6 separate regions of the Homo sapiens genome follow, and regions 1, 2, 3, 4 and 5 are each linked to region 6. The links are chromatin loops, found by intact Hi-C in ENCODE. Cell type or tissue: heart right ventricle. All regions are shown on one strand. Region 1 overlaps TAF4B (TATA-box binding protein associated factor 4b). Region 2 has its middle 17 kb from the start of KCTD1. Region 3 overlaps TAF4B (TATA-box binding protein associated factor 4b). Region 4 has its middle 17 kb from the start of LINC01543. Region 5 overlaps TAF4B (TATA-box binding protein associated factor 4b). Region 6 has its middle 54 kb from the start of PCAT18.

What was found. Peaks named below come from ENCODE experiments on the same cell type or tissue, not always from the same donor. Only the 100,000 strongest peaks of a DNase experiment are listed, where the experiment ranks them.
Region 1: it touches region 6 in a loop (2.9-fold over the local background); 31 of 110 quality-filtered maps call a loop at or near these places.
Region 2: a loop joins it to region 6, with 2.8 times the contacts of the local background. A loop is called at or near these places in 11 of 110 quality-filtered maps.
Region 3: it touches region 6 in a loop (5-fold over the local background); 7 of 110 quality-filtered maps call a loop at or near these places.
Region 4: a loop joins it to region 6, with 2.7 times the contacts of the local background. A loop is called at or near these places in 37 of 110 quality-filtered maps.
Region 5: a loop joins it to region 6, with 6 times the contacts of the local background. A loop is called at or near these places in 70 of 110 quality-filtered maps.

Annotation. Positions count from the first base shown.
Region 1 is chr18:26,305,637-26,309,636 of GRCh38, reverse strand. All of the region lies in intron 9 of TAF4B (TATA-box binding protein associated factor 4b), which reads right to left. Among named protein-coding and RNA genes, the nearest start is that of TAF4B, 81 kb to the right of the region's middle. In heart right ventricle, a CTCF peak has its summit at 2,269 (motif pointing left); no DNase peak of the experiment used is centred here.
Region 2 is chr18:26,563,259-26,567,258 of GRCh38, reverse strand. It overlaps a transcript of KCTD1 not described here. Among named protein-coding and RNA genes, the nearest start is that of KCTD1, 17 kb to the right of the region's middle. In heart right ventricle, no CTCF peak of the experiment used is centred here; no DNase peak of the experiment used is centred here.
Region 3 is chr18:26,233,306-26,237,305 of GRCh38, reverse strand. The region is part of intron 1 of TAF4B (TATA-box binding protein associated factor 4b); the gene reads right to left. Among named protein-coding and RNA genes, the nearest start is that of TAF4B, 8.9 kb to the right of the region's middle. In heart right ventricle, no CTCF peak of the experiment used is centred here; no DNase peak of the experiment used is centred here.
Region 4 is chr18:26,404,022-26,408,021 of GRCh38, reverse strand. No RefSeq gene overlaps it. Among named protein-coding and RNA genes, the nearest start is that of LINC01543, 17 kb to the left of the region's middle. In heart right ventricle, a CTCF peak has its summit at 2,446 (motif pointing left); a DNase peak (open chromatin) is centred at 2,406.
Region 5 is chr18:26,382,109-26,386,108 of GRCh38, reverse strand. All of the region lies in intron 14 of TAF4B (TATA-box binding protein associated factor 4b), which reads right to left. Among named protein-coding and RNA genes, the nearest start is that of LINC01543, 39 kb to the left of the region's middle. In heart right ventricle, a CTCF peak has its summit at 2,231 (motif pointing left); no DNase peak of the experiment used is centred here; H3K27ac peaks cover 221 bases.
Region 6 is chr18:26,647,632-26,651,631 of GRCh38, reverse strand. It overlaps a transcript of KCTD1 not described here. Among named protein-coding and RNA genes, the nearest start is that of PCAT18, 54 kb to the left of the region's middle. RefSeq lists an enhancer at 117-618. In heart right ventricle, a CTCF peak has its summit at 1,725 (motif pointing right); a DNase peak (open chromatin) is centred at 1,731; H3K4me3 peaks cover 607 bases; H3K27ac peaks cover 1,041 bases.

The sequences.
Region 1 (4,000 bases), 340 kb after region 6:
ATAAATAACATACTTTAACAAAAATTAACATATCAAAATTTAAAAATAGATCAAGAGTGGTACTGCCTTCTATTTTTACAAATCTTTTTAAAATCCACGGGTCCTCTTGCATTTTGAATGGGATCTGTTACTCAGACATGGTTTTGCAACATCATCCATTGGTAATATGGAAAATACTAGTTCACTGAGTCATACAGTTCTTCCAAATTTAGATTCTAATACATAATCCAAAATTACATGTATCTCCACCAACCAAATCAGAAAATATAACTATTGGAAAGCTGTCAAAGTCATGGTAATAGATATGTTTTGCAAAGTTTTCATTTTTGCTTGATAGCTCCAACTTTATCATTGGCAAAAAAAAAAAAAAAAAAAAAAAAAAAAAAAAAAATACTGTCAGGTTTTTTCCCTAAAGTGACAGACTCACTTCATTCATTTTCATGAAAATGTCTGTCAAATGCTGGTCTATATATACTTATAGTTCCTAAATTTATAATGAACATCAGAAATATGTTCATTATAAGGATTTTTAAAATACAAGTTCCTGCCATACCCAATCCCCAGAGATTTTATTCTAGATTAGATCAGCTCCAGGAACCAAAATTTTAACAAATTCCCTGGGTAACTCTGAGACTGCTGATCTATAGTATACTAGGAAATATTTAGTTATCAATTGTTTCCTGAAGTATGTACTAGCTCTTTCCTATATTCATGTTCTCAGTTCAATTATCAATTTCTTTTTTTTTTTTTTTTTTTTGAGACAGAGTCTCACTCTGTTGCCCAGGCTGCCAGGTTGGAGTGAAATGGCACAGTCTCGGCTCACTGCATCCTCCGCCTCCCAGGTTCCAGCGATTCCCCTGTCCCAGCCTCCCAAGTAGCTGGGACTACAGGCATGCACCACCACACCCAGCTAATTTTGTATTTTTAGTAGAGACAGGGTTTCACCATGTTGGCCAGGCTGATCTCGAACTCCAGACCTCAGATGATCCGCCCACCTCGGCCTCCCAAAGTGCTCGGATTACAGGTGTGAGCCACTACGCCTGGCCTAATTTAATTTCTTAACAAGAAATTTTTAGATTTTTCACACCACAGCATTATAACTGTCTCTTGGCTTTGACCATTCTTGAGAATGCTCATGACAAATAAATAAGATATGCCCTATCTCCTACCTATATAACTTCAACCTTCACTTCATGGTGTACCTACCTCTAACGTCCTCCTTCTCAGTTTATTCTGCACTAAAGTACACAGATAAATTTTCCTGAACATAACTTTACTATGACAACATATGACTAAAAACTCTGAAAGACTTCACAATATAATCTCCAAGTCTTCACTCATATAATTCACTTGGAATGTTCAACAACCTCATTTCTTTTTTCTCTCTCTCTTTTTTATTAAGACACCCAGGCTGGAGTGCAGCGGTGCAATCTCACCTTTCTGCAGCCTTCACTTCCGGAGCTCAGGTCATTCTCCCGCCTCAGCCTCCCAAGTAGCTAGGATTACAGGCGTGCGCCACCATGCCCAACTAATTTTGGGGGGTTTTTTGTTTTTGGCTTGAGTGCAATGGCTCCATCTCGGCTCACTGCAACCTCTGCCTCCCAGGTTCAAGCAATTCTCCCTGCCTCAGCCTCCCAAGTAGCTGGGACTACAGGCGCACCACCACACCCGGCTCATTTTTGTATTTTTAGTGGAGATGGAGTTTCGCCACGTTGGTCAGGCTGGTCTCGAACTCCTGACCTCAGGTGATCTTCCCAACTCAGCCTCCCAGAGTGCTGGGATTACAAGCGTGAGCATACACAAGGACAAACAGACTCGTAATACATAAAACAATGAATTATATATGATGAAAGTTAAATAAGTTAATATACACTAGACAATCTAATTCCTGCAGTATGGAAAAAATGGACATTAAAATTGATGGAGTAATACCATCTATGCAAACAGCACATAATCTGGTCCTATATTATTTTCCAAGAGTGTCTTTTTAAAGTAATAAAAATCACACTAAAACCCCTAGTTGTTAAAACACCTTCACTACCAGATATAGTATATAGATATTATCCATAAATATTTTATTATGTATCTCTAAAATATAAGGACTTTAAATAAATGATCACATAAAAATATTGATATTAATTCCTTATTATCATCACATCTTCAGTTGAAATACGGTTATGCAAACATGCAGAGGTACTATCCTGTTTGCCACTTCTGATTCTGAAGTATGATGGAAAGAACATGAATCTCTGGCACCCTCTGGTGTTTAAGCACAATACAGCTTCCCAAATTCACCCCAGCTATACTGACAAGCAGAATAGAAAACAGAATCTTCTTAGCAGAAAAAGTCACAAATGAATCCCCCCGAAAAGTGTAAGTTAACAAAATAGTTTTTAAAAACTATGAAAATATCATTCTATATTATTAAATGTCATACAGTTTGGTCAAGACAAGAGCTAATATTATTCGCTACTATTTCTTCTTATTTAACAAAAGAGCCAACATCGAGGGTCTATTATCAGTTTCATTTAAAAAGTAACTGAAGTAAGGCTGGGCACGGTGGCTCATGCCTGTAATTCCAGCACTTTGGGAGGCCGAGGCAGGTGGATCACGAGGTCAGGAGATCGAGACCATCTGACCATCCTGGCTAACACGGTGAAACTCCGTCACTACTAAAAAAATACAAAAAAAATTAGCCGGGTGTGGTGGCGGGTGCCTGTAGACCCAGCTACTCAGGAGGCTGAGGCAGGAGAATGGCGTGAACCCAGGAGGCAGAGCTTGCAGTGAGCCGAGATCGTGCACTGCACTCCAGCCTGGGAGACAGAGTGAGACTCCATCTTAAAAAATAAATAAATAAATAAATAAATAAATAACTGAAGTGATGTAAGTATCCAGGGAAGCAAAATTAAATTTAAAAAGACATCACTATGAAAAGATATGCATAAAGCCATGTGTGACTGTGAATTACTAGAAAGTACTGTACAAAAATGAAAAGTGCACCTTTGTACAAAAATATCTAAGAAATAGCTGAGATTATAAATACTCCTTTTCCAAAACTCACCATTTCAACAAATATTTGAATGCCTATTATGAAACAGGCATTGTTCTAAACACTCGGTATACATACAATGGTAAACAATCATTGTAAGCTTTCATAGACGATTAAGAAGAAGTGGGAAATACATGGAAGCAGGGGTAAACAAATAAATGAACAAAATAATTTTAGATAAGTACCTCAAGACAGCAGATATCACTGTGGAAGCTACTTTATGTTGGTTGGCCAAGCAAAATTTACCTCTCTAAGGAGGTAGATTTGATATATGAAAGACCATGTCATATGAAGACTGAGGGACAGCTTTCACTGCATACCACATCAAAAACTATACAGTGGGTTTTATCAAAATCTCACATAACCCATAAATATACGCCTATGTACCCCCCAAAATTAAACATTAAAAACATTAAAGAAAATAATAAATAAATAAAATTGTACATCAGGACCATGACTAGTGTGTCCGAAGAACAGAAAGGAGGCAAACATGGAGCACGGATCCCTAACACCACAGACCGTGATCCTTGCAATTCAGTTTTTCTGAATATGAGAGATAATTTGCTTATGCAATGGCTTTTCAGTTTTTCTGTTCCCTACAACCTTACCAAATTCTAACAAATATAACCATGGTTTCAGATGGGAATCTTCTATATCGTAAAAAGAAAATTCTTTAAGCCAATTCTCTGCCCCCACCACCCAAATTAACCTAATCACACAATTCTATACAAACTTCATGGAACTGCCATGCTGATTCTAAAATTCATGCACGAGAGAAAAATAACAAGTAAAATTAAGATACCTTCGATAAAAAGGAATATAGAAAAAGGACTTACTTTAACTATGGGCTAGATAAATAAATAAAGATGTTATAACAATCGAAAACACCAAAATAGTAATATCAAAACAAAACAAATATTTGGGAGGCCGAGGCAGGTGGATCACCTGAGG
Region 2 (4,000 bases), 84 kb after region 6:
GAAATGCCTGGGGATTTCTTATCTGAAGGTAAGGATTAGCAGAAATCCTAAAAGATAGAGACCTTGGTGGTGTTTGGCTATAGCTCTTTAAAATGTAATTGATGGAAGAGTAGGCAACTAGTGTCAAGGGAAGACTGGGCAGTATCTGAACTCTACTGGCAAAGAGAGGGTTTGCAGGAGCCTCTCAGAGTTACTCCCTTTTCTTTCTTCCTTAGCTCCCAGAGAGCCACTTGCAGCCAAGAAAACCAACCCTCCCCTGCTCGTTTGTCTCAGGGAACAGCCTTTTGTGGCACTACCCTCAAGGCTGATGCCTCCACCACCCCAGGGACACTGGGGCACAAATCCCTGACTGGAAATGAACAGATACATAGATCATAATCCCTTCCCTGTTTGCCCCCACCCCCAACTTTTTTTTTTTTTTTTTTTTTAGATCTTGCCTCCAAAGTAGAGCTTGGGGACTGTTGTCTAATCCAAACCACCAGGGGAAATGCCAGTTGTGTGGGCTGTGACTTTGGGATGAGACCGCAGAGCCTGTAGAATCAAGTTGAACCTCAAAGTGCCAGCCTTGTGGATTTCGGCCCACAGGCTGCTCCAGCAGAATGTTCATGCAGATGCTCTTTGAACAAACTCCCTCCTCAAACTGCAAATTCAGCCTTCCCAAATGGATTTGTCAAGTTGGAAATCTCTTATATATACCCATCCTCACCCTTCGTAGGCAGAAGCAATTCTAGAGCTGTCTTCTCAGCGAATTGTTAACCAACTCAGAGCCTGGTGGTGTACCGGGAGTGGCAAGTTCTGTCAGTTTATTTCAGGACAGCCAGAAGGTGTTCGGTGGAACTGGTCCCGTGCCTCTGCAGTGCAGGTGTGGGCCTGGTGGGGTGGGAAGTGCAGCCAGGGAAAACACAGGGCAGAAGCCTGGGCAGAAACTGTCCTTATGGAATCTGACTTTCCTACTCCCTACCCAGGTCACAGATACAGTGCTAGGATCCTTGGACAGACCATGAAACCTGGAGAATTGGAATTTCAAGAAGAAAATGGTTTAAAATGCCATAATCTTGCATTGAATTAATTGAAGAGGAAACAATATTTGATTACAGCTATCTGATACCACTTCAAAATGGCAAGCCATTAGATTCAACTCAGTTCAACAAACTGGTCCCTACTGTGTGCTAGGGTCTGTGTTAGGCACTGAACATAATGCCTGGATACAATGAATCCCATAGGGTTCAGCTTCTACCAAGACAAGAAAGTTATCTTGGGGGGGGAAAAAAAAGTAAAAAGTACTTGTCAAAGAAACACATTTTTCCTAAACAAAACTTAACATCATAAATCTGGAGAGAAAAATATCCAGTAATAATATACTCTCTGAATGGAAAATTCCCACAATAATAACAAAAATAACAATGATCTGTATACTTAGTACAGCTCTATTTTTGCTTTTCATCTAATGATTTCAAAGAGTTTAGCAACCACTGCTGAGCTAATCCTTAGTACTAAACTTGACTCTTCCATCCTTCTTTGAAAAAAAAAAAAAAATTGGCACTAACTCCTCAACATCCCACAGGGAAGAAGTTCTGGAAACAAAGCATGGCTCACTCCCACACAAGCATCAAGCAGCAAATTAAAGACAGTCTAATTCATCCAGAAAAGTAAGTTGGGACCCAGAAGAATCAAATGAATGCCCACAAAATGAAAGTCATTTGAAAAAGAAAGACAAGTTTCTTTCTTGCAGGTGAAAAGGAAAAACTTTTCAATGTACCATTGGGCATTCTTGATGGGTTTATATCTCTCAGAGATGTAAGTTCCAGAGTATACTCTGGGAAGGCTTTCATTTTCAAAGACAGAATTTAAATCCTGTTTTAAAAACAGAAAGGGAGATAAAGATTTCATTTCCATAACATGGTATGTAAAGACAACTTGATTCAGCTGATGATCTCCAAGCTCTTTGATGAATCCCCTCAGAACCACATCCATGTAAAGGGAAAGGTTATGAATGAAAGAATTCAATTGTTTGCAAAAATAAAGGGAGACTCTGCCAGAGATAGAGATGATCTGGAACAGAACTGGTCCCTAATTACACAGTAATCTGACACCTTAGCACTCTCATCCTGCAGTCTTCACCTTCAAAGGATCTTCCCAATATTAATGAATTCTTCACCTCCTTTTCTCTCATCTTATCCATAATAGCTACTCTTTAAAGAAAAGTTGGTCAACTTTTTAGAAGACTTGACTAACATTATCATTTTAGCCTAGGATTTAGTCACAAGTATCTCTTTCCTTTTGATGCTTTGTGGTGTTTCCTTTTGCCTGGTTTTGAATACATATTGCAGGCTGTGTTTATGACCCTTTGATTTTTTTTTTTTTTTCTTGAGACAGAGTTTGGTTCTTGTTGCCCAGGCTGGAGTGCAATGGCACAGTCTCAGCTCACTAAAACCTCTGCCTCCCGGGTTCAAGCGATTCTCCTGCCTCGGCCTCCCGAATAGCTGGAATTACAGGCGTGCATCACCATGCCCGAATAATTTTGTATTTTTAGTGGAGACAGGGTTTCACCATGTCGATCAGGCTGGTCTTGAACTCCTGACCTCAGGTGATCCACTCACCTCAGCCTCCCAAAATGCTGGGATTACAGGCATGAGTCACTGTGCCTGGCCTGAAACTGTTATTACACACACACATACACACACGGCAGCCTTGCTGGGAAGATATTATAATAAAATAATATAGAAGTATTACCATAGGACAAAGATCAGAGATGGCTTTCTAAAAGCCTCAAAGACATGTGTGAGCTGGGTCCTAACAGATAACTAGGAAGGTGTCAAGTGTGTAAGAGGGAAAGGCATCCTAGGCAGAGGGGAGCTGTTTGGAGAAAGGCTGGTGACATGGATGGGAATTGATGGTCCAGGTATAAGGCACACTGAGGTGCAGCTAGAGCCCAGGCCTGGGGTATATATTGTGTTAATCAGAATTTGACTGGAAAAGTGACTTGCTCAAGCTTACACAGTCAGAAAGTAGCACTGCTTGATCTCAGTGAGGCTATCTGGCTCCAAGTCCATGCTCAGTCTGAGTTAGCATCCCAGTCCTTCTCCTTGTGCAAAAAATGAATGGATACACGGAGCTTACAGCCAAATGGGTGATACAGGCATGTAAATTCACAATTACAATACATGCAAGAAACATCTGTCAAATACCTTCTACGTGCCAGTAGCTATGCTAGGCAATGCGAATACAAAAAAAAAAAAGCCCCTCTCTTTGAATGAAGCCTAAGGAGTCTGGTTAAGAAGAAAAATAGCAGTTACAATACCTGTCCAAAGTGCTGGGGAACCAAAGGAGAAATCTGCCATACAGAGTGAGAGAAGGTGCCTCAGAGGACTTGAGCTAAGACTGGAAGACTCACAATTCAGTGGTTGGCACTACCAAGGCAAGATCATGATCATTGCTAACATGAATAAGCACTTAAGAGTATGCCAGGCACTCTTCTAAGCTCTTTATCCATATTAACTCATTTAGTCCTCACAACAATCCCCTATTCTACAAACAAAAAGGTGAAAGATTTTGCCCAAGATCACACAACACATAAGTGGCAGTGCCAGAATTTGAATCCAAGTTGTTTGGTGCCAGAGCCCATACACTCGCCACTATACTACATTCTCTTGCTTTCACAGAGAGGGAAGCCCAGGCCTGCTGAAGTCAGGGAATGTTTCCAAGAGGAGGTAACATGTGAAATCATTCCAAAAAGATCTCTGGGAGTTGAGTTGTTGAGCCAGGAGACGAAGAGTATGGCCAAGGGCATAAGAGTCAAGGTAGGATGAGAGACAAGTGTTTTCAAGGAAGAGCAATTACTTCCTGGTAGCTGGAGGGTGAGGCTGGTTTTGGAGAATGGTGGACCCCTGTAAAGGAGTAGGCAGGGAGTACGTTATAGTTTGGTTTGTTGGTTTTCAGGGAAGACAAACTTATACCAATAGTCTAAGTTAAAGGATACAAAGGACCAGGGATCAGAGAC
Region 3 (4,000 bases), 410 kb after region 6:
TTGGAGAGATGTCTTGCTATTGTTAGATCAAACCCTGGCCTTTAATGAGAAGAATGTGGCTTTAGCTGCAGCCCAAGAGTTCGAAGATACCTGGTCTCTTAGTCAAGTAAATGACAGAATAACAGCCAAAGAAAGGGATAAATTCACTACCAGTCAGCAAGCCATCCCTAGTACGGATCCCCACTGGGACCCAGACTCAGATCATGGGGACTGGAGTCACAAACATCTGTTGACCTGTGTTCTAGAAGGACTAAGGAGAATTAGGAAAAAGCCCATGAATTATTCAATGATGTCCACCATAACTCAGGGAAAGGAAGAAAATCTTACTGCCTTGCTCCAGCGGCTACGGGAGGCCTTAAGAAAATATACTCCCCTGTCACCCGACACCCTTGAGGGTTAATTGATCCTCAAAGATAAGTTTATTATGCAATCAGCTGCAGATATCAGGAGAAAGCTCTAAAAGTGAGCCCTGGGCCCTGAACAAAATCTGGAGGCATTATTAAACCTGGCAACCTCAGTGTTCTATAATAGGGACCGAGAGGAACAGGACGAAAAGGAAAAGCAAGGTAAGAGAAAGGCCGCAGCCTTAGTCATGGCCCTCAGACAAACAAACCTTGATGGTTCAGAGAGGACAGAAAATGGAGCAGGGCAATAACCCGGTAGGGCTTGTTATTAGTGTGGTTTGCAAGGACACTTTAAAAAAGACTGTCCAGTGAGAAACAAGCGCCCCCTCACCCATGTCCACTATGCCAGGGCAATCCCTGGAAGGCACCCTGCCCTAGAAAACAAAGGTTCTCTGAGCCAGAGGCCCCCGACCAGATGATCCAACAACAGGACTGAGGGTGCTCAGGGCAAGCACCAGCTCATGTCATCATCCTCACTGAGCCCCAGGTAAGTTTAACCATTGAGGGCCAGGAAATTGACTTCCTCCTGGTCACCAGCGCGGCCTTCTCAGTGTTAATCTCCTGCCCCAGACAGCCGTCCTCAAGGTCCATTACCATCCTAAGAATCCTGGGACAGCCTGTAACCAGGTATTTCTCCCACCTTCTCAGTTGTAATTGGGAGACTTTGCTCTTTTCACGTGCCTTTCTTGTTATGCCTGAAAGTCCTACACCCTTATGAGGGAGGGAGATATTAGCCAAAGCTGGAGTTATTATTTGCATGAATAACAAGTTACCCATTTGTTGTCCCCTAGTTGAGGAGGGAATCAACCCTGAAGTCTGGGCATTGGAAGGACTAAAAATGCCCACTCAGTCCAAATCAGGCTAAAAGACCCCACCACTTTTCCTTATCAAAGGCAATATCCCTTAAGGCCTGAAGCTCTTAAAGGATTACAGGATATTGTTAGACATTTAAAAGCTCAAGGCTTAGTAAGAAAATGCAGCAGTCCCTGCAACACCCCAATTCTAGGAGTACAAAAACCAAACAGTCAGTGGAGACTGGTGCAAGATCTTAGACTCATCAATGAGGCAGTAATTCCTCTATATCCAGTTGTACCCAACCCCTATACCCTGCTCTCTCAAATACCAGAAGAAGCAGAATGGTTCACTGCTCTGGACCTCAAGGATGCCTTCTTCTGCACTCCCCTGCACTCTGACTCTCAGTTTCTCTTTGCCTTTGAGGATCCCACAGACCACACATCCCACATCGACAGTCTTGCCTCAAGGGTTTAGGGATAGCCCTCATCTGTTTGATCAGCCACTGGCCCAAGATCTAGGCCACTTCTCAAGTCCAGGCACTCTGGTCCTTCAGTATGTGGATGATTTACTTTTGGATACCAGTTTGGAAGCCTCATGCCAGCAGGCTACTCTAGATCTCTTGAACTTTCTAGCTAATCAAGGGTACAAGGCGTCTAAATTGAAGGCCCAGCTCTGCCTATAACAAGTCAAATATCTACGCCTAATCTTAGCCAGAGGAACCAGGGCCCTCAGCAAGGAACAAATACAACCTATACTGGCTTATCCTTGCCCTATGACATTAAAACAGTTGCGGGGGTTCCTTGGGATCACCAGCTTTTGCCAACTATGGATCTCTGGCTACAGCAAGATGGCCAGGCCACTCTATATGCTAATCAAGGAGACCCAGAGGGCAAATACTGTATCTAGTAGAATGGGAACCAGAGGCAAAAACAACCTTCAAAACCTTAAAGCAGGCCCTAGTACAAGCTCCAGCCTTAAGCCTTCCCACAGGACAAAACTTCTCTTTATACGCCACAGAGAGTGGGAATAGCTCTTGGAGCACTTACTCTAACTCATGGGACAACCCCATAACCAGTGGCATACCTAAGTAAGGAAATTGATGTAGTAGTAAAAGACTGGCCTCACTGTTTACGGGTAGTTGCAGCGGTGGCCATCTTAGTATCAGAGGGTATCAAAATAACACAAGGAAAGGATCTCACTGTCTGGACTACTCATGATGTAAATGGCACACTACGTGCCAAAGGAAGTTTATGGCTATCAGACAACTGCCTGCTTAGATACCAGGCGCTACTCCTTAAGGGACCGGTGCTTCAAATATGTACTTGTGCAGCCCTCAACCCTGCTACTTTTCTCCTAGAGGATGGAGAACCAATCGAGCATGACTGCCAACAAATTGTGACCCAGACTTACGCCACCCAAGAGGATCTCTTAGAAGTCCCCTTAGCTAATCCTGACCTTAACCTATATATCGATGAAAGTCCATTTGTGGAGAATGGGATACAAAGGGCAGGTTATGCCATAGTTAGTGATGTAACAGTACTTGAAAGTAAGCCTCTTCCCCCAGGGACCAGCACCCAGTTAGCAGAACTAGTGGCACTTACCCGAGCCTTAGAACTGGGAAAGGAAAAAAGAATAAATGTGTATACAGATAGCAAGTATGTTTATCTAATCCTACATGCCCATGCTGCAATACGGAAAGAAAGGGAGTTCCCAACCTCTGGGAGAACCCCCATTAAATACCTCAAGGAAATCATGAAGTTATTGCACACAGTGCAAAAACCCAAGGAGGTGGCAGTCTTACACTGCCAAAGCCATCAAAAAGGTGAAGGAGAAAAGGCAGAAGGAAACCGTCAGGCAGACGCTGAGGCCAAAATTGCTGCCAGGCAGAATCTCCCATTAGGAATACCTATGGAGGAACCCTTGGTATGGAACAACCCTCTCCAAGAGATTAACCCCCAGTATTCCCTGACTGAAACAGAATGGGGACTTTCACGGGGGCATATTTTTCTCCCCTCGGGGTGGTTAACAACAGAAGAGGGAAAGGTACTCATACCCAAAGTCAGTCAGTGGAAAATACTTAAGACCCTCCACCAAACTTTTCATATAGGTATTGAGAACATTCATCAAATGGCCATATCCCTATTTACAGGGCCAAATCTCCTCCACACCATCCAGCAAGTAGTCAAAACCTGTGAAGTGTGCCAAAGGAATAATCCCTTGGTCCATCGTAAGGCCCCTCTGGGGGAACAAAGAATAGGGCACTATCACGGAGAGGACTGGCAGTTAGACTTCACCCATATGCCTAAGTCAAGGGGATTTCAATACTTGTTGGTCTGTGTTCATACCTTTATAAATTGGATAGAAGCCTTCCCCTGCAAGACAGAGAGGGCTGAGGAAGTGGTTTAAGTCCTAATTCATGAAATAATTCACGAGCAATGAAAAGCCCATACACAGCCCTGTAACCATGAAACCGTCTTAACTTCCCAAGCCCCTTTATGCATGCAGCGCAACCTGTTATCAGGCCTGCCCCTGGGGCACCTACTATCCCATCAGCATAATTACACCCTACAACTTCAAGCCCCAACTGATCATAGTAACTTCTGAGTCACCCAAACAGCTCCATTCAGATGGCCTGTCTGCTTCACAGGGCCTCCAAAAATCATCACTTCCTCCCTGCTTAACAAACAGTCCGGGTTTTGTCATGGCAAACATACTCCCTGCATGACCATTCACCTCTGGACCCCCTGCAGCAGCGCCCCCACCGCTAGTGAATGCCTTCTCCTCCCTTCTTTCAATTACTT
Region 4 (4,000 bases), 240 kb after region 6:
CCATTCGTCTTTTTTTTAAGTTTCTAATCAGCAAGAATCAGCAAAGCAGCCTTTATGGTGCAATAATTCTGCATGTCTTGTTATAAATATCCCCAGGCAAAGTTAGGGTTATTTCATATGACTATCAAAGTAACACGCCCGCTTCGGTTGCAACAAGGAATCTGTGAGGACTAGCGAGCAGGAAGCTTACCAGCTGCATTGTAAGAGGCCTTTCTTTTAATAAAATGGGCACATATTTACCTATAAAAGAGAATGACCAGCTGGGCACATTCAGAGCCCATGTGACATAAAGATACAGAGAGAGAAATCACATTATTTTTGGAATTAAAAAAAAAAAAAGAAAAATTCGCCCATCCACCCACTTCCCAGGAACAGCCCTCAGTTGTGGGTTTTGGCGACATTGATGTTTACAATAAACTCCCAGAGCTCAAAGGCTCCAGGTCCAGTACCAGAGGCCTTGGATCTAAAGAAGATGCTGTGGTCTGGTTTTCTTAAATGGAGAATGAAGAGCCTCCTCCCCTTCCTCTGAACAAACCTCTGATGAAAGTTTGAAATTGTTAAATCCACGATGAAACGATACTCCTATGGTTCTGTTTTATTTACTGCATTCGATCTTGGTTATTTAGACCCTGATGAGGTTCAGCAGGGACACGAGTGAGCTCACAGAGGGGCAGGACAGAGGCAACAAACCCCCGCACTCTGTTCTTTCCTGTGCAAACTTGCTGCTCGGCCTCTTAAGATTTCCAAACTGCAGGCTCCCTACCAGGGAGGACGGCACAACTTTTTTTTTTTTCCCTCAAACTTCCCCAAAGCTGCAAGTTTGTTCTGGCTAAGAGAGAAATGTCTGTGAGGGGTCCGATTTGGTAAGAAGCTTATTTGTTCACTTATGTTTTTAGTTCACTAAGCACTTCACTTGCCCTGGCCTCTGTGAGGACATTTGCATATTGAATCATCCCAATTTGCATATACAGCAGGCACCTTTCCTCTTCGGACAGATCAGTCCGCTGAGGCTGGACAGGGGAGTAACTGCCCAACAGCACATGCTGCCCAGTCACTGGGGCCTTGGGAGGCTGCCCGCGCCTGTCCCTAATCTCTCCCGTCAGAACCCTTCCTGCTCCCCTTCCTCAGGACTCTCCACTATCCAGGTGGGGGAGAAACACGTGCGCCCGTTAGCTGTGACATGGACCCCACCTGGAGGCGGCTCCTCAGGCTCTTGGTCTATGGATATGGCAGCTGTGGGTCCTCCAGTCAAATCACAGATCTAGATTTTGAGTAGGGAAATATGAGCCCTGGCTATAGGGCCACAGGGACCCTCCCTCTGCCCTTTTTACCTCAAACCCTCTGCCTCTATCTGGAGCCCCAAGTTTTATATCCCCCAGGCGCTAATTAAAGGCCTCCCTTGGAGACCTTCCTGGAGGGCATTTCAGGGCAGCTCCCCCACTCCCATCCCACGCTGAGGTGGAGAATGAATGTATTTATCCTCCTGATCTCCATGACCACGTTTCTGAGCTGTGAGAAGATGTGGCCTGACACGTGGCCTGTGCGCCAGGGCGGAAACAGGAGAGGTGGGGTGGGGAGAGGGCGCAGGCAGCTGCTCCTCTGCCGGGTTCTGCCCTGCATCCGCCCCCTGCGTGGTGTCCAGGGACCAGGTGAAACCCAGACCTCCTCTTCCAGCCTGGACCGTGACTGCCACACCGGCAGCTCTGTGCAGGCCTGGGGAGAGAGAACTAATTTCCTTCGCACCCGAAGTGCACACCCAGTGAAGGCATAACCTCCTCGGGGCTCAACCAGGCACCCATGGCTATACTTGGAAGGGATTTCTTCTCTCAAATCCCTTCGTATAACAGACAGACCAGCCTAGTAGATAACAAACTAGTTCTAGCAAAATGACTAGGGAGCCAGTTGCTGGTTAATGGGCCTTTAGTTGGTGCAGGGCTATAAAACTTGGGGCTCCAGTTAGAGGCAGAGGGTTGGAGGTAAAACAAGTCTATTTGTCTTGATTGCAGAGCCGGAGGCTTCATCCCCCCGGACAATAGGATAATGAAAGGGGAGACACCGATCTTCCTCGAGTTTCTAGCTTGAGAGACAACAGGGAATCCCTTTGGGGAGTGATGGCTGGGATACCAGACTTCTTCTATCAACCTGCGTGAGGAGAAGGGTCTCAGCAGGTGAGGAGATGCAGGGAGCTCTCTGGTCAGAACTGCATGTGAGTAAGAAGGGCTTTCAGGAGGCCCATTGACAGATGCCTAGAAAGCTTGGGGCAGGAAGCATTTGAAAATGCTTAACCCGGGTTAACACTGAAACAGCACAAGCAAACCTGCTGCCTGTGGCTTCCACAAGGCCAGCTTAAAGGGCCTCCTGTGCTCAGTTTCCACCTGATCCCTCTGGGGAAGCCCAGAGGAACATGCCTGTGACTCAAAGGGTGGCCTGTGCTGCCACCAACTGTCAGGAGGACACTGCCAGGCTCTGCCAAGCTGCTTGGGGTCCCGCTGACTTCCAGACTTTCCGCTCCAGAGGAGCTAAAACAAGATGATAAAATCCCTAATTATGGTCTCTGTAGGCACTTCTACCCTTAGGCCCATGCTAGCTGCCAGGCAGCTAAGAGGCTCCCTGGGTGCTGAGTGCCCAGGGAGGAGGCCCTGCTGGATAAGACCTCTGATCCAGCCTGGGCCCACAACCCCTCCATCTCCAAACCTCTCACCAGTCATGAGTTTTCCCCCAAGCGAGGCTGCAGTCAAGGGGCACTTGTTGCCTGTTACCAAAAACACAAATCCCAAAAGTGGGACCTCAGTGGATACGTGTGAGGCTGTCTATAGATAACCCAGAGCTGTCCCTGCCCTCACCCACCCCCACCAACCCTACCAAGGAGGAGGAAAGGATGGTATTGGGGTGGAGGAGACCCCAGAATGGGGAGCAGCAAGGATTCTCTTCAAATACTGATTTGGTGGCAAGGCAGTGACCCCTCACTGGCTGTTCCCTCGGTGGTGGTACCTGGCAGGTAGGTGGGGCCACCCCGAGATGCTTTATCATTAGATCTGCGACCTCTGAAAGACCAAATCAGATGGACGAAGGTGGTTGTGTACGTGCACGAATGGGGGGCCAAGTGGAAACTACATGAAAGCCAGGACCACCCATACTTACATTCGAATAGGCACTATCCTTCAGGAGCACCTGAGTCAAGGGAGTTTGAGATACATGTTCTGTGCAAAACCACCAGCGGGGTCTGACAAGACAGTCTAGTTAACTCCTGTACTCCTTAGCTTAGCTCACAAAAGCTGTCACTCTGCACTCTGAACCAGACATGCCCCAGCTTTAGTTAAGCAATTCTCCAAATAAGACATGGCATGACACCTTCAGCCTTTGCCTAGAAAACCTTCCTGCTTAGCCTAAGTCACTCCTATTTATTCTCCAGGTCTCATGTAAAAAACACCCCAGTCCCTGTCTCTTCCAGAGTAGGCCCTCCTCCTGCATGGCCCACAGGACCTGGCACATGCCGTCACAGCACCCAGCATGCCCCATGTCATTATTTAGTGATAGATGTGTCTCCCTGATTTGGCTCATCTCTGTGGACCCATCACAGTGCTGGGGGTACAATGGACATGTGACAAAATAAGGGTATCACTAACTGTAAGCTATTCGATAAACACTCTTTTCGAGAAGACAAGGAAACAGAAAGGCAGAATGTGAAAGAAATAGGAGTTGAGACAAACAACAAATCTCCCACAGCTCTCGGGCCATACACTACCTGCACCGTCACCTGCTGTGTGTGCCTCACAAAGGCATTCTGATGTGAATCAAAATGGAAATTCAGAATACGAAAGATGTGTGAAGCTGGGCATAGTGGTGCACACTTGCAGTCCCAGCTTCTTGGAAGGCTGAAGTTGGGGGGATCACTTGAGCCTAGGAGTTCAAGACCAGCCTGGGCAACATAGCCAGATCCTGCATCTTAAAAAAAAAAGTGTGAGAATTTGCTTAGAAATGTTAGAGACAGGACAGACTT
Region 5 (4,000 bases), 270 kb after region 6:
CAGAAATGTCTTTCATAATTCACAACTTTATGAAGGTGATAGCATTCTCTTCCCCCAAATAGCAGCTAACTTAGAAAGTCAATCTTTCTTGAATCTGAATACAAAATATATAGCATTTTTATTCCTGAGCTTTGATTTGGCAAAGTCCACAACTGTAACTTGTCAATCACAATGACCTGGCCAGAATAACCAGCTACTCTCAGTTATCCACAGTCAAGGGGGTAGAGAGTGCACAGGTAACTTACAGCCATAAAAACCAAACCTGCTTTTTCACCATCAGTTTTAATTTTCCTCTGCCTCACCAAGTCCTTTCCCCAGAGTTGACTAGGACTGATTTCTGGTCACATTAGAAATCACAAAGAATACTAATGTGGTTAAGGGCCCAGAGTTTGCAAGAAGAAGAAGAAGAAGAAGAAAAAAAAAAAAAAACGCTGTTTATTCTTCTCACTGTTAGTGTACTGTTCACTTCGGAAATAGAAGGTTTTCCCATGTAACTTTCTACATGAGGATATTCCTTAATCTGGATTCTTCACCTGGATGAAAATGAAAGATGAAACGACCAATTCATTTCCCAGGTGCACAAAAGATGTCCTAGGAAGCCTACTCAAACCTAAATGTTAACATCTTCTAAAATTGCCAGATCAATTATGTTAGCCTTCATAATTGTTACTCATTAATGTTACCCAGCCCACTAACAACTTATCTCACCTAATTTGTTTTGTTATACCACTGAACTAAGTTTCTTGTTTTTATAATGAAACTTCTGAGGAACTCTATTGCTCTAACAAGAAAAAATGGAAAATCATCAGTTATCAATTTTAGATAAATAACACCATTTTAATAATGATACTAAATAACCAAAAATAACTAGTAATCCAATTTTTATCCCTCAACTTAATACAGCAGTGTTGTGAAATAAAACCTTTAAAGATTTTTCTACTTCTTTTTCCACATTTCCTTAAATTGGATGACTGCTCTAAGTCAGAAGCAGAAAGGACATCTTTATGAACCCAGTGGCTTCGGGAATCCTGTTGGGGTTTGCAGTGACTCCATACGGGCCTCTCCTCCCAAGAGCCACCATCCACGGTAATGTAGCTTCATGCTAGTCTACGTTCTGATTCCATTCAAAATTCTCTGGGTTACTGGGTACCTACTATGGGCAAGAACTGTGCTAGGCGGCATAAGATATACAGAACTGAATGGTGGCAAACACTCGTTGTCTCCTCCATAGGCAATCTCAAATTACTTAATTTCTCTGTGCCTCAGTTTCCGAATCTGCAAAATAGGGATAGTAACACTAATTATCTCAAATGGCTGGTTTGAAGATTAAATGACAATGGCATACGCTCTCTAAATGTTGGCCCTATTCTCATAATGAATTCCCTAGTCAGTAGGAAGGCACTGAAGGTTTACAAACAGGAAACAGTGTAATTCTAGCTCCAGACCTTTTTTCCCATCCCGTAGTTAAAACTAGTTAAACTTTTCCTACCTAGGTCCTATTATCTCAAGTCTTCACTAAATCACTGGTTACTGAACTCAAGAGAAATCATTTGTGCTGCCATACTTACCTTGTCCCTCTCAGTGAAATTTCTGAATTTTAAGGGAGCCTTGAATGCCTAAAGCTCCAAAGTAGACTGATGGCCATTTCAGACATGTGACGGGTGGACAGTAAGTTTTTCTTACACCCCTCAAATTAAATAGTGGAGGAGCCTGCTGCTGTACAGAATCAACTAAGCTTTTCAATATTGTCTCTAGAAACTAAAAGTCAATCTCTTTCATTCAATTCCCTGAATCCTACGACTAATAAAAGCAAAATTTGTGTCCCTGAATCTGAACAGTTAACCAAACACAAAAACTGAGAATTTCTTAATAGAGGAATCAAGAGGCAAAGATTCATGACATTCTCAGATTCTACCTGATTTACACTAAGTCCCAACCTCATGCCACCATGGCAGCTCTTAAGGGATAGCTCAAGTCTTTTCAGCTTTAAGGAGGAAACAAGGTCCAAATGTGAGAAATAGGGAGTAGAATGAAGACTTGGCTCCAGAAAAAAGAAAAAAAACTGAACATCTTCTAAGTCTCAGAAGCAAAAATAAATAAATGTGCCCTGGATACCTGACCCAGTGTAACAAGAACACTGAAAATCTATATTCACAATACCCAAGCTTCTAGGCCTTAAAGGGGAACACAGGACAGAAAAATACTGAGCTTCAAAATTCACTGCCCTCTGCTGGTCAACAAGCAGAACTTCTGAAGCAACAGATCTCTCATCTTTATCACCTTCATTTTATTCCTTTCTAGTTATTTCAGAATACAGACAACACTGCATGTTAACTTCTGCCCCATTTCATCACTCCTAAATGTCTATGTTTCAATAGTACTTTACAGAAGAAAACACTGATGTGACACGGAATCACTGGCTTCAAGTTACAATTCTAGCTCTGTAATTATGAGAGCTATAGAGATAATATACTGCCTGTCATAGCTAATGATCACCCCCATCTTTATCTCCAACAGAACGCTCTCTCATTTTCCAGATGCCACTGTTCAATTTCTTAATGATTTCCAATTGAATGTATTATAAGTATCCCAAATTCTACATGTTTCAAACTATCATTCCTTCCCTTCCTCCTCTTCATTTCAAGGAATGCCTAAGCCAGAAAATTGGATGTCATCCTCAAATCTTTCTCTATAGTCCATCTGCCACTTATCTATTCTACCCCCTTAATAGTTTCTAAGCCATCTACTTTTACATTTTCACTTCCATTATCTTCTGCCTAGATTACTTCAACAGCCTTCTAAAAAACCTCCCTATTTCCAGTGTTAATATTGCTTACACTGCAGTGAGAAGGATCTTTCAAAAATAATCTGACAAAATTGTTTTCTTGCTTGAAATGCTCCAGTGGCTAAGATTTTCCTATAAGAACCAAGTCTAAACATCTAAGCATGACATATATGGCCATCCATGACCACACCAAAGTTTCTCTCCCTAGTCTCATCTCTCATTCCTTTCTTCTTGTCTCAAACTATTGATTATGAACAAAATATTTTTCCTTTTTGATACAGACAATTAATTGCACATAGCATTCTCTCTTCACTGAACTCCACTGATCCTATCCTTATTGCCACATCATCTAAGTTCTTTTGGATTCAGCTAGGATATCAAGTGTCCCCAGTGCCTACAAACACAAACTTACCCCAGGTCTAGCCTAGGTGCAACTCCTATGCACTTTAGTAGTACTTTTTATTTCCCTCTACCATCATACGTCTTCAGTGCAATGTAATTTTCTCTTTAACTTATCACTTACTAGAATAAAAAGATTTTGTACCTGTGAATACTTTACAGTGTTTGGCATTTAGGTGATATCATCTGTAGGAGAACCATGTGTTTGGAGTCACCCAATAACATCACTTATATGAATAAACAGTGAAAATAAACCACCCTATGAGCTTTGGACCTTCTAATTCAAGATCCTGCTGTCATTGTCAGCTTTAAGCCAAACCAATCTGGGGTGAAAGGTGGGGTATGTAAAGTCCTTTGATGGTTTATTCACAACTATTACCCAGCCCTCTAACATCTTACCTCACCTACTCATCCCCACCAAACTGCTACTAGATGGAATTTGTTCAAAAGACTATTTTCTGCCATTTTCTCCAAACATTAAGAAAGTGCTTCAGCCCACCAAGGAATTCGACACACAAGAACAGCAAAAAGCCAAATAAACAGTGAATTCTGAAAGGCAGTAAATTGATTATTTCCTATGGCCAAGCTGACAACCTCATGTCAAGACTTTCCTACTTACACTATGGTTATTTTCTTTAAACTTTTACTAAGACACTTGCAAAGACCTCTGAAAACTCACATAAACTATGTCCAGAGATCGGTTTTACCTATTATTTTCTTAAAATTTATTCAAAGGACTGCTAAACATTTTTCTTTAAGAATTAGCTTTGATTTTTCCTTGGAGAACTGTGAATATAAGTAAGAGCTATAATATAA
Region 6 (4,000 bases):
TTCTATTCTTAGTAGAGGTGGGGTTTCACCATTTTGGCCAAGCTGGTCTCGAACTCCTGACCTCAAGTGATCCGCCCACCTCGGCCTCCCAAAGTGCTGGGATTACAGGTGTGAGCCACCACACTCGGCCAACTTTACCTTCTAAATAGATCTCAGACTCTTCCATCAGTGTTCCCCCTACCCTAACCCTAGCTGTACCTCCTCTTGCCTGGAGGATTAGAAAGGTTATATCCGTTTCCTGAAGTCAAAGACTAGGCTAGTGGCAGAGCAGGGATTCTAACTCAGCTGGCTGACTACAAAACCCTGCCATTAGCCCCCATTAGCCGTTCTGCTTTCTCATCTACACCCATAGTCCTTTCTGTCCAGGACATACTATTTAAGCCCTTTTCAAGGGCACTTGGCAAAGGGCTTGCTTGTTCTGCCACCGGCTTCCATTCCTCCTGTTCTCTCTTCGCCCCCACCTCTGTATCTCCCTGCCACACCAGCACCCTGCTGTTATGCCAAGAGAGAAAGAAAAAAAACAAAAACAGTGTGAGATTGTTGTGAGAGATTGTTGTGATCAGAACATGTGAATTGGTCTCTATCTCTTGCTGAGCAAATCGTTTGCTCACAAGTACTCTGTCATGCTGACCAAAATAGGGATTTGTTTTCTATCCAATGGGAACTGACAACAATTCAGCCCTTGCTGCCGACACCAACGCTGCTATTAAGAAGAAGAGTTATGAACTGAAGAGAATGTTAACGAGATAGATTTCAAATGCTGGCTAGAGGAAGGGATATTCTTCCTGATAAATCTTTCCAAAGCATCTACTGCTATCATCACTGACTTGTTTTTGTAGCACTTTCACTTTGCTGGAAATTTGTAGCCAATGGAACAGAAAATGTGTGTAAAACAAAAGACCCAGACTTTCTATGTGAGGGGGAGAAAAAGCTACATTGGTCCATGGTACTGATCCTTCTCTATCCTACCCATCCATTCCCACCACCCCATATGCAAATCCCACTCCATCTCTGTCTGTGCTGTATTTTCTTGGTTAAATTACTGAATCTCTCTAAGCTTCAGTTTTCTGAACTACAAATGAGGTAATAATATGAGATCATTGTAAAGGAGATAATAATAGTCCTAGAGTTGTTCAGAGAATAAAATGAGATGTAACAGGATGTATATGCCTAGCACAAAATAAGCACTCAGAAAATATCCATATATTGTTAAGAGCAGGGACTGTGTTTATTCACCTTTGCTTTCTCAGTTCCTTAATACAGTGCCTGGCACACAGGATAAGTGCTCAATAAATAACTGTTGGATACATGAACACATAATTTCAGGGGACGCAAGAATAAAGCCAGATGTTGATTTCACTTCCCTGTAAGTACTTTTTGCCATTGACAAGAGGACCCAAGTTCTGCCAGATACCCTCACCTGCTGGTTATGGGCTTTTTCTAACCAATTAGATCAATCATTTGGGAACAGATCAAATTTGATCTGGGGAAGCATTGATGCTAAGTAGGACGTTGCCTCAAAGATGGTCCTGTTTTGCCTTTTGATTACTCATGTGGAGGTCGTCCTGTGCACAGTTGTCATGGGATTTCCAAAATCTGCAGACACTTACGCTATGAAATGATGCAAATGCACCACTAGGTTCTGAACCCCCACAATGGGAGTCACTGAATTTGCGTATTAACACTGAGAAGAAACACGGGACCCGGTCTGATACCCATTCCATCCAGCAGATGGCAGTGACACACATTGGCAAGTAAACTTGGAATCGCCTCTGGTCTTGCTGTTAGTTTCTCACCATTGCCTCTCTCTCCTGGAAAAGGAAAGCCCAGCCAGCTTTAAAAAGCTGCCTTTTCCCAGCACTTTGGGAGGCCGAGGCAGGTGGATCACGAGGTCAGGATATCGAGACCATCCTGGCCAACATGGTGAAACCCCATCTCTACGAAAATACAAAAAAATTAGCCGGGCGTGGTGGCGCGTGCCTGTAGTCCCAGCTACTCGGGAGGCTGGGGCAGAAGAATCGCTTGAACCCAGGAGGCGGAGGTTGCAGTGAGCTGAGATTGCGCCACTGTACTCCAGCCTGGGCGACAGAGCAAGACTCTGTCTCAAAAAAACACACAAAAAAACAAAAAAGCTGTCTTTGCTCCTTCACCGAAACAACCGAGGCTCAACGGGGACAGCTGGAAGGATCAGCACCTCCGAGCCGTCTGTTTCTTCCTGGGCTGTGGGGCAGGGAGGAGAAAGAAAGCAGACCTTGTTATCTGGTGCAATCCACTTACTGCCAGTTTCCCAGAGATATGGACCATAAGAGGCCTGCTTTCCTGTTTATTTAATCAAATCAACAGAAGAAAGTGCTGTTAACCTCCAGCGTCTACCATGCTCTGGGTTGAGAGCACTTGATGCCAAAAGTGATCAGGAATACTAGTAAAGATAATAACCCAGTCTTAGGCAGTCACGTGCTGCCAGGGAATGGAACAGTGTCTATGCTGCTGAAGACCCATGTGAAGTCCTCTCATGTGGGGTCGTGAAATGACTTGGTTCTTCTGGTTGCTTAGAAATAGAGACCCACTGTTAATTGTGTGACCCCAAAGCTTTGGTTTCATTATCTATACAATGTGGGTGAGGAAAACCACCTCAGAGGGTTGTTGTAAGTACTGAATATGTAACACCAATACAATGCCTCTAAGTGCCAGACTGTTTTTCAAGGGCTTTGCAAGATATTACTTGTGTAATCCTCATCCATCACCTAAGAGGGTGATATTACTGGCATCCCCATGTTTTAGATGAGGAGATGGAAGTGCGGAGAGATAAAGTAACTTGCCCAGGTTCACATATGGTGAGTGGCTGAGCCAGGAGTTGATCTGTGCATTCAAGCTTCCAGTCTTTGCTCTTAGTCTCCAGGTGCGGCTGCCTCTAATACTGATTAGTAATTACTAATACTAATAATTATTAAGCACCTTCCATATGCTAGGAACGTTACATATTTTAACTCCTCTCATATTTTCACGTTCACTATAAAGGTGGGAATGATTACCTTCCTCATCTTAACAAATGAGGAAAAAATATTTACTCTGTGCCCACTCAGTAGGAAACACAATAAAGTAATTCCAAAGAGGTGTAAATACTTCTGCTCCAATTTACTCTTGGATACAGGTAAACAAATTAATGAGGACTGCAATCTATTTAAATGCTACAGGGTGGGTCCCTCTGTAACTGACTTAGCGATAAGAGAAATCCGCAGTGAGAGTATATGGGGCTTATGCTCCCATTGTACATGACAAGGTATGTAAACATTTTTTAAATTGTCTTGCTCTTTAAAATTTTCATCAGGAGCCCTTGGATATTTATAGCCTCACAGCCATTTCCAGAAATGGTGAATGGCCTGCAGAGATTTGGTTTGGTCCCACTCCCATTTATAGCGCTGCTTTCTCCTCCTAAGAGTCACCATCATCATTTGATGAAGAGGTAAGAAGATCTAGGTGATTTAAAGCCTGGCACAGTGGCTCACACTTGTAATCCCATCACTTTGGGAGGCCGAGGTGGGTGGATCCCTTGAGGTTAGGAGTTTGAGACCAGCCTGGCCAACATGGTGAAACCCCGTCTCTACTAAAAATACAAAAAAAATTATACAGGCATGGTGGTGCACGCCTGTAATCCCAGCCACTACTTGGGAGACTGAGGCGGGAGAATCACTTGAACCTGGGAGGCAGAGGTTGCAGTGAGCCGAGATTATGCCACTGCACTCCAGCCTGTGCAACAGAGCAATGAGACTCTGTCTCCAAAAACAAAACAAAACAAAAAAAAAGATCTAGGTGATTTGTTAAACGGCTATCACCTATGAGGGCCAGCTCCTTTGTCCGTGAGTTCCAGGAACTCACAATGGTCAAAGAAATTCACCTGCAGTATGAACTACATTGGTCTCTCCCTTATCAGAAATGCCATTCCAAGTCTGGGATGGAAGGCAGGTTTTAGGATCTGGAGTCTAAGGACTTTGGACCCTAC